Regions from separate parts of the Homo sapiens genome. Here region 2 is linked to region 1. Evidence: read pairs that join two places in POLR2A ChIA-PET (ENCODE). Cell type or tissue: GM12878. All regions are shown on one strand. Links, peaks and the distances in the headings refer to the core of each region. The heading gives the core; the rest is flanking DNA.

What was found. Peaks named below come from ENCODE experiments on the same cell type or tissue, not always from the same donor. Only the 100,000 strongest peaks of a DNase experiment are listed, where the experiment ranks them.
Region 2: POLR2A ChIA-PET joins it to region 1 with 8 read pairs; 5 of 35 experiments call an interaction of 5 or more read pairs at or near these places.

Annotation. Positions count from the first base shown.
Region 1 is chr20:50,694,595-50,698,984 of GRCh38, forward strand. No RefSeq gene overlaps it. Among named protein-coding and RNA genes, the nearest start is that of RIPOR3, 5.2 kb to the left of the region's middle. RefSeq lists a silencer at 2,633-2,794. In GM12878, for the core only: no CTCF peak of the experiment used is centred there; no DNase peak of the experiment used is centred there.
Region 2 is chr20:50,501,099-50,505,488 of GRCh38, forward strand. No RefSeq gene overlaps it. Among named protein-coding and RNA genes, the nearest start is that of PTPN1, 7.1 kb to the right of the region's middle. RefSeq lists an enhancer at 3,194-3,488. In GM12878, for the core only: a CTCF peak has its summit at 3,243 (motif pointing right); no DNase peak of the experiment used is centred there; H3K27ac peaks cover 1,027 bases.

The sequences.
Region 1 (4,390 bases), core at 293-4,292:
CCGGGTTCAAGCGATTCTCCCCGCTCAGCCTCCTGAACAGCTGGGATTACAGGCACAGTGAGATCCCACCACCATACTCCAACCTAGGTGACAGAGTGAGACCCCGTCCCAAAAAAAAAAACAAAGAACACCCCCAGCCCCCACCAAAAAGAAAGAAAGAAAGAGAAAAGAAAGAAAGAAAGAAAGGAAGGAAGAAAAGAAAGAGAGCGAGAGACAAAAAAGAAAAGAAAAGAAAAAAATGAAAGGAAGGAAATAAGGAAGAAAGAGCAATCCTTAGGGGTGAACCCAGAAATTCTGCAAACATTCTAGTTTGAATCACCTCCGGTTAGATGTCCAGACCCATGAGCCAACAGTGACTTATTCCAGAGTGAAATTCCTTCAGGGTAGGAGAGCCATCGAGTTAGTTTGTAGTGGGCTGAAGTCTCCTGGAAATGAGGTCGGCAGATATATATTGGAAAGCAAAGATTTGGTTTCAGGAAGCAATATCACCTACTCTAACTAATAAAACACAAAAACCACTTTGAAGCATTTTCAAGGAATGAATATGAACAAGTTCAGACATTATGCAAAGGGCAGTTGAGAAAGCCATTTCATTTCAGCCACTTCCCACCCCCTCACTGACTAAATATATGGCCACATGCATCTCACCGACAGGACGGGCAAATAAATGGCCCTTGTGTTCATGACAAGGAGCTGTGGATAGAATTCTGCAGTGTGCTCTTTTCTGTCCATCACTTGTTAAACGCCTGCCAGCTTTGGGAAAACAGCTAGGGGAGTTACTAGACAAGACAAATGATATTCCCCACAGCCCCCCATCCCCCACAACCACCACCAATCAGGGCACCCAGCCCTGACCCCATCTTCCAGGGCAGAAGGAAGCTCCAGGTTTGGAGCCCGGCAGCCTCAGGTCTGGGTTTCCAGCCTTCTTCGGATGTGGCACAGCCAGACCTTTCAGTGTTTCTCAAAGTGGGCCTCCCGAAGGGGTGCCACCCAAGCTGACTTTAGATGACACACAGACTGGGCACTAAACACTGAATCTCATAGTGAGAAAGCCATTTCCCTCCTATGACCATGCTGGTTCAATGCCATTTGGCCGGGAGAAAGTCTCAGCTTGAGCTAGCCTGTCTTTAACACCTAACATTGGCCAATCTCCCTTTTTAACAAAGAGAAAGCCGGCCCCACGCTTAGGTCATTCCACTGCTAACAGCATCTAGCTAGAACTGTGTTTGGCAATTGATCATGGTTTTCCATGAACATTCTATTTTTTTGGTGTTGTTTTTTTTCCAGTTTAAAAGTGAATCCACCAGATAAGGGAAAAGCTAACAAAATCCTAATAAAGTATAAAGTTAAATTAACAATAGTGTAACTATAATGGTTCATTGGTCTTGACAAATGTACCATAGTAATGTACGATGAACAGTTAAGAAAAACAATAAGAAATCCGTAGAGGGTGGATAGAGCCCTCTGTACTATCTTTGCAACTTTTTTGTAAATCTAAAACTATTCTGAAATAGAAAGCTTATTTAAGCCTGGTTGCAGTGGCCCACCCCTGTAATCCCAGCACTTTGGGAGACCGAGGCAGGTGGATCACCTAAGGTCAGGAGTTCAAGACCAACCTGGCCAACATGGTGAAACCCCCATCTCTACTTAAAATACAATACTTAGTCGGGTGTGATGGCGCGGGCCCAGCTACTTGGGAGGTTGAGGCAGAATTGCTTGAGCCTGGGAGGCAGAGGTTGCAGTGAGCCAATATCGTGCCACTGCACTCCAGCCTGGGTGACACAGCAAGACTCCCTCTCAAAAAAAAAAATAAAAGAAAGAAAGAAAGCTTATTTAAGTACCTTTAGTGCCCCCTACCATAAATCTATGTTTTTTTTTAAGTGTATATATGGAGAGAAATAAAGAGAAAGCAAATTGTAAGCTAGGCGAGGTGGCTCACACTTGTAATACCAGCACTTTGGGAGACCAAGGGAGGCTCTCTTGAGTCCCTGGAGTTTGAGACCAGCCTGGGCAAAATGGAAAAACCCTGCCTCTATTAAAAAAAAAAATACAAAAACTTAGGTGTAGTTCCAGCTACTTAGGAGGCTGAGGTGGGAGGATCAGTTGAACCTGGGAGGTTGAGGCTGCAGTGAGCCATGATTGTGCCACTGCACTCCAGCTTGGGCAGTGTCTGTGCAGGGTCTGCTGGGCAACGGAGCAAGACCCTGTCTCAAAAAAAAAAAAAAAAGAAGAAAGAAAAGAAAAAGCAAATTGTGGCAAAAATGTTAACAATTGGTGAATCTAGCTAAGGGGCTATATGGATGTTTTTCACACTATTCTTTCAATTTTCCTGTAGGTTTGAAATTTGTCAAAATGAAAAATTGTAGGGGGAGGACGTTAATCAATTTAAATACAAATATTAAGTACATAAGAGCCCAGGTTGCAAATGAATATGGCCAAAGTTGTGAAGGTGGGACCTGAGTTGGTGGCATTTGGTGGACCCTAGGCTACAAGATAGCCTGGCAAATAGCAGGGACAACTGAAATGATTTTTTTTTTTTTTAAAGAGACAGGGTCCTTGAACTCCTGGCTCAAGTAATTCTCTCATCTCAGCCTCCTGAATAGCTGGGACTACAGGCTGAAACCACCGTGCCTGGCTAATTTTAAATATACATATATATATATACAGAGAGAGAGAAAGAGAAAGAGAAAGAGAGAGAGAGAGAGACGGAGTCTCGCTGTTGTCGGCCCGGGCTGGGGTGCAATGGTGAGATCTTGGCTCACTGCAACCTCCACCTCCCAGGTTCCAGCAATTCTCCTGCCTCAGTCTCCTAAGTAGCTGAGATTACAGGCGTCTGCCACCAGGCCCAGCCATTTTTTGTATTTTTAGTAGAGATGGGGTTTCACCGTGTTGGCCAAGCTGGCTTCGAACTCCTGACCTCAGGTGATCCACCTGCCTCGGCCTCCCAAAGTGCTGGGATTACAGACGTGAGCCACTGCACCCGGCCTTCTTTTTATTTTTTTGAGACAGAATCTCGCTCTGTCACCCAGGCTGAAGTGCAGTGGTGAGATCTTGGCTCACTGCAATCTCTGCCTCCCAGGTTCAAGTGATTCTCCTGCCTCAGCCTCCTGAGTAGCAGGGATTACAGGCGTCCACCACCACACCCGGCTTTTAGTAGAGACGGGGTTTTGCCATGTTGGCTAGGCTGGTCTTGAACTTCTGACCCCAGGTGATCCACCTGCCTCAGCCTCCCAAAATGTTGGGATTACAGGCATGAGCCACCCCGGCCGGACTATATATATATTTTAGAGATGAAGTCTCACCATGTTGCCCAAGTTGGTCTCAAACTCCTGGCCTCAAGTGATCCTTCTGCCTCGGCCTCCCAAAGTGCTGGGATTACAGGTGGTGCCTGGCCTGGGATGATATTAAACGACCTCGCAAGTCCCTGAGCACCCACACCCACTCTCCATTACCCCAGAAGCTTCACCATCCATGAGGGTTCCCCCACATAGGTGTCCTTGGAGAGTGCAGAGGGCATTTCAAGAGCTCAAAGCATCTGTAAGCCTTGTAGTGAGTCGAGGGACCAACTTTCATCTCCCACCCCTTGACAACCAGAGAGTCCCTCTCCCTCTCCCAAGCCTCCACATGCATACACTCTCCAAATGCTGCAGCATTTCTCACACTGTCAAATGATTTCTGCACCTCTATTCATCCTAGAGCATTCTCATCCTGTTAAGAGGGCAGGAATATTCATCCCAGAGTCTAGAACAAGGAAGAAATACTCAAGAGTGGCCAACACCTGTAATCCCAGCACTTTGGGAAGCCAAGGCAGGAAGATTACTTGAGCCCAGGAGTTTGAGACCAGCCTGGGCAACATAGCAAGACCCCCATCTCAACAAATACTTTTTAAAAATTAGCCGGGCAGCCAAGCACGGTGGCTCACACCTGTAATTCCAGCACTTTGGGAGGCCGAGGCAGGCAGATCATGTGAGGTCGGGAGTTCGAGGCCAGCCTGGTTAACATGGTGAAACCCCGTTTCTACTAAAAATACAAAAACTTAGCTGGGGTGGTGGCACGCACCTGTAATCCCAGTTACTCGGGAGGCTGAGGCAGAATTGCTTGAACCTGGGAGGCAGAGGTTGCAGTGAGCCGAGATCGTGCCACTGCACTCCAGTTTGGACAACATGAGGGAAACTCCATCTCAAAAAAAAAAAAAAAAAAAAAAAATTAGCCAGGCATGGTGGCACGTGCCTATGGTCCCAGCTACTCAGGAGGCTGAAGTGAGAGAATCTTGAGCCTGAGGAGTGGAGCCTGCAGTGAGCTGTGATGGAACCATGCACTGTAGCCTGGGTGACGGCAAAACCCCGTCTCAAAAAAAATTTTTTAAAGGAAGAAATACTCCAGTGGGAGA
Region 2 (4,390 bases), core at 90-4,089, 190 kb before region 1:
GAGGCAGGAGAATCTCTTGAAACTGGGAGGCAGAGGTTGCAGTGAGCCAAGATTGCACCACTGCATTCCAGCCTGGGCAACGGAGCAAGACTCCATCTCAAAAAAAAAAAAATTATTAAGAATTTCAAGGCTGGGTGCGGTGGCTCACACCTGTAATCCTAGCAATTTGGGAGGCCGAGGCGGGCAGATCACTTGAGATCAGGAGTTCAAAACCAGCCTGGCCAACATGGTGAAACCCCGTCTCTACTAAAAATACAAAAAAAAAAAATTAGCCGGGCATGGTGGCAGGTGCCTGTAATCCCAGCTACTCGAGAGGCTGAGGCAGGAGAATTGCTTTAACCCAAGAGGCAGAGGTTGCAGAGAGCCAAGGTCACGCCACTGCACTCCAGCCTGGACAACAGAGCGAGACTCAGTCTCAAAAACAAACAAAAACAAAGAAACAAACAAACAAACAAAAGAATTTCAAGACAAAGACAGCAGAGCAAACAAGTGCAGGCCCCTTCTGAGCTCGGGACTCTGCAATCACACAGGTTGCACACACACCCATGAAACCAGCCAAGTTCACCTACAGCAGCAGAACAAAAAATAGGGTTGTAAAATTGCAGGTTGCAATATATATTATGAAAAACTTCTGAAGACAGATGGTAGCTTGCTTTTTTCCACTCAGCAACTTACACAACTGTAGAACAACAGCAAAATTTTTGAGTCCTTGCTGTGAACTAGAGACCAGGCTGAGTGCTTTACACACATACTCTCATTTAATCATCACATCCCTGCATTCTGTAAAAGATGGAAAACCAAGGATTGGAGAGGGTAAGGAACTTGCCCAAGGGCACATGAGCCCAATTCAGCCTAATTCCAGAACCCACACCCAGAACCACCATGTGTACAGTGAAAGTGCCCCCGCAAGCCTCAGCCCTGCAAACTAGAGTGTGGAGGATGTTGTAGGGGCCTCTGGAAACCCTCCCCAGACTCCTCCTTTGCTGAAAGCATGGAGCTGGGACCGGTTTCCATCTTTGGATCCAACTTCCCTCCTTGAACTTTCCCGCACATCTCTGACCCTCCTTTCTCAGAACACATGTGATTCCCCTAGTTCCCCCTGAATGCCTCCTCCTCCCCCACCGGGGAAGTTGCTCTTACCAGACAGGCAGCGTGGGATTATGTTTACGCATTTATTTTTGTTTCTTTTTAATGACTTGCTGTAAAGCTTAAAATGTCTTCCGGGTGGTAGAGAGGCAGGGGAGTCGCCCATTAAAAATGAAGCCCAGTAAAAATGAAGCCCAGTAGAGACGTGAGTGGGAGATTCTGGGCTGTTAACCTTCCCGTGAGTTCTGAAATAGTGCAGAACTCATATATTTAATATAGTTTCAGAACTAGAAGCAGCAAATAGAGCTGAACTGGGTTCAAATCCTGACTCCACCATTTCTCATCTGTGTGACTGTGGGCAAGTTGCTTAACCTCTCTGTGCCACGGTTCAAATGGAGATCACAATAGTACAGGCTCCAGAGTGGTGGTGTTAATGAATGATTATCGTTATTATTATCCTCATTGTTATTACTATTGTTTTTAGAGCTCATGGGAGTCCTTGGAGAGACTGTATAGCTTCATGGCTGAGAATATAGATGCTGAAATCAGGCTGCATCTGGGATTAAATCAGGGATTTAAATCCCACTTGACTACCTACTGGCTGTATGACCTTGGTTAAATAACTGGCCTCTCTGAGCCTCAGTTTCCTCAATTGACAAATTCTCCCCTGGGCAGAGGGATTGGATTAGAGATGGCATGTGAGCTTCAGTTGGATCAATGAGACTCAAGGCCAGGACTCAGGGTCCACCAGGGAAAAGAAGCTCTTCCCACTGGAGCTGCTGAGCTGATAGGCTGTGAGCCTGGGGCTGCTGGGGCTCTAGAGGACAGCCTGCTCGAGAGTGAAGCTAGCACAGGGGAAGAAACATAAAAGAGCTGGGGAGAGAGAGAGTCACAATGACGTTTGAGGCCCTGGATCTGGCGGTGCCTGAAGCAAGGAAGCCTCCTTTGGACTTCCCAATTTCATGAGCCAGTAAATTCCCCGTTTTGCGAAAGCCACTTTTCAGTTGGGTTTTTCTCACTGGAAAGTATCCAGGCTGACACCAGGATTTCCATTTAGCAACTTGACCCAGGCCTGCAAGCTAGTGAGTAGCAGCCTCAGGGGTTAGAAGCTCCTAGCTCTGTACCACGGTGCTCTGTCATCCAGCATGCAAGCCAGCATTCTGTACTGGGTGTTCATTGCTTTCACCTCTTTAGCCTCTCCGAGCAGCTATTTTCTCATCTCTCAAATGTGGATAAACAGCAGGCTTGCAGGGCTGTTGGGAAACACAAAATTCAAAGTAATGCTTTTAGGCCAGGCATGGTGGCTCACGCCTATAATCCCAGCACTTTGGGAGGCTGAGGCGGGCAGATCACTTGAGGTCAGGAGTTTGAGACCAGCCTGGCCAACATGGTGAAACTCCATCTTTACTAAAAATACAAAATAAATTAGCCAAGCGTGGTGGCAAGTGCCTGTAATCCCAGCTCCTTGGGAGGCTGAGGTAGGAGAATCACTTGAACGTGGGAGGCAGAGGTTGCAGTGAGCCGAGATTGTACCAGTGCACTCCAGCCTGGGGCAACAAAGTGAGACCCTGTCTCAAAAAAAAAAAAAAAGGTAACACTATTAGTTAGCATGGTTTATGGCTGAAGGTTGGAGTTCTGTGCACCCAGTTTCTAGTGCCTTGGGCCTTGGCTTTTCCCCATTACTTATTCCATTGCAGGGATGTCTCTGGCTGTCCCTAAGTCAGCCAACCAGTCAAAGTGCCCAAACTCTCTTAGGCGAGCATGGGTGAATCTTGTGGGGGGAAGAGCCATCTTCCTTCCTGGCTATGTGTACCCAGTGGTGAGTGGAGGAAGCTAGATGACCTTGAGGATTCTTGAACTCTGAGTCTATGATGTACAAAGAAGCCCTGTTATGTTCATTTCCAGAACCTTCTAAAACTGATATGCTCTTCTGGGAATGATCTGTATTGCAGGGAAACAGCAATGAACCAAATCGACTTAGTCTCTTTCTTTAAGAAGTTTACATTTACTGGCAGATACAGATGATAAACACATAAAAATATACAACATCATATCACATGGTAACACTAGGGAAAAAATAAGTCATTAAATGCCTGCTAAGTGCCAAGAAGAAAAAGGAATAGAGTGATAGAGCACTGTTTATTAGAAGTGGTCAGAAGGGGGCTCTCTGAGGAAGTGACATGTCATTAGAGACTCAGTAGGGCTCATTCAGGATCACAAGCTCTTAAAACTGTGCTATCTCCCAGGAAGAAGATCAGGACCAATTTTTCCAGGAAACTTGCTGACCTCACTAAGTCAGGAGTCAGTGATCTGTTGGAGGCTTGGTAAACAGCCATCCTTCTCCACTGACGACTCTTAGGACATTTAAAAAAGTTTAATGGGTCATTGATTTGTAGTGCTGATTTCCTCCATTAGCTAAATCCACGAAGGAAAGGCTGGAGAAGCCGCGTGAGACCATTCCTCAGGCATGCCTGCCAGGAAAAGGTTTTAGCCATCATGTCACATGATCATTTGTCTATTTCTAACCAGTCATCACTAAAGATTCCCAATCACCACCATCACATCTCTGGAGGATCCCAGGGCATGGCTGCTTCTAGGCCAGGCCTTGGCAGGGAAGTGCCAGAGCTTTGCAGATCAACACCAAGCCTCAGAGAGTCGGAGTAGACCTTAAGTTCCTCCTCTCAACCAAATATCAAGGAAACAGACAAGAAGTCGAGGTCCCTGCCCTCCTAGAACATGACATTGAGGGGCAGGAGAAAGAAACAAGCCAGCAAATAAATAAGACACAGATGAGTGCTAGGAGCCACCAGAAGCTAGAACAGGAAAGGGAGGATCCTCCCCTAGAGAGTGACTGGGGACTATTTTAGGGAAGGTGGTCAGGGGAGACCTGTTTGGGGAGGTAACGTTTGACCTGAGACCTGAAAGCTGAGAAGATCTGCAAGAAGCGTGATCCAGGCAGAAGGAACAGCTGGTGCAAAGATGCTGGGTTGGGAGCCAGCCCCGTATATTTGGAGATAGACCTGAGACTGCAGGGAAGTAAGCGAGGGGACACAGTGACGGGCCAGGTCACGTGGGCCTTGTGGGCCAGGGTTAGACATGATTTGGGTTTTCTTCTAAGTAGGATGGGAAACTGTTGGAGGATTTTGCATAGGAGGGTTTCATGACCCAAATATTAAAAGCTATGTACACAATGAATGGAAGGGCAAATTAGCTGGTACCTGAAATTAGGGGTTTCGTTCAGGATCAATATTTGTGGCAAGGTTTCACTCTCTGCCACTGTAGTAGATTGAGTGGAGGCCTCCAA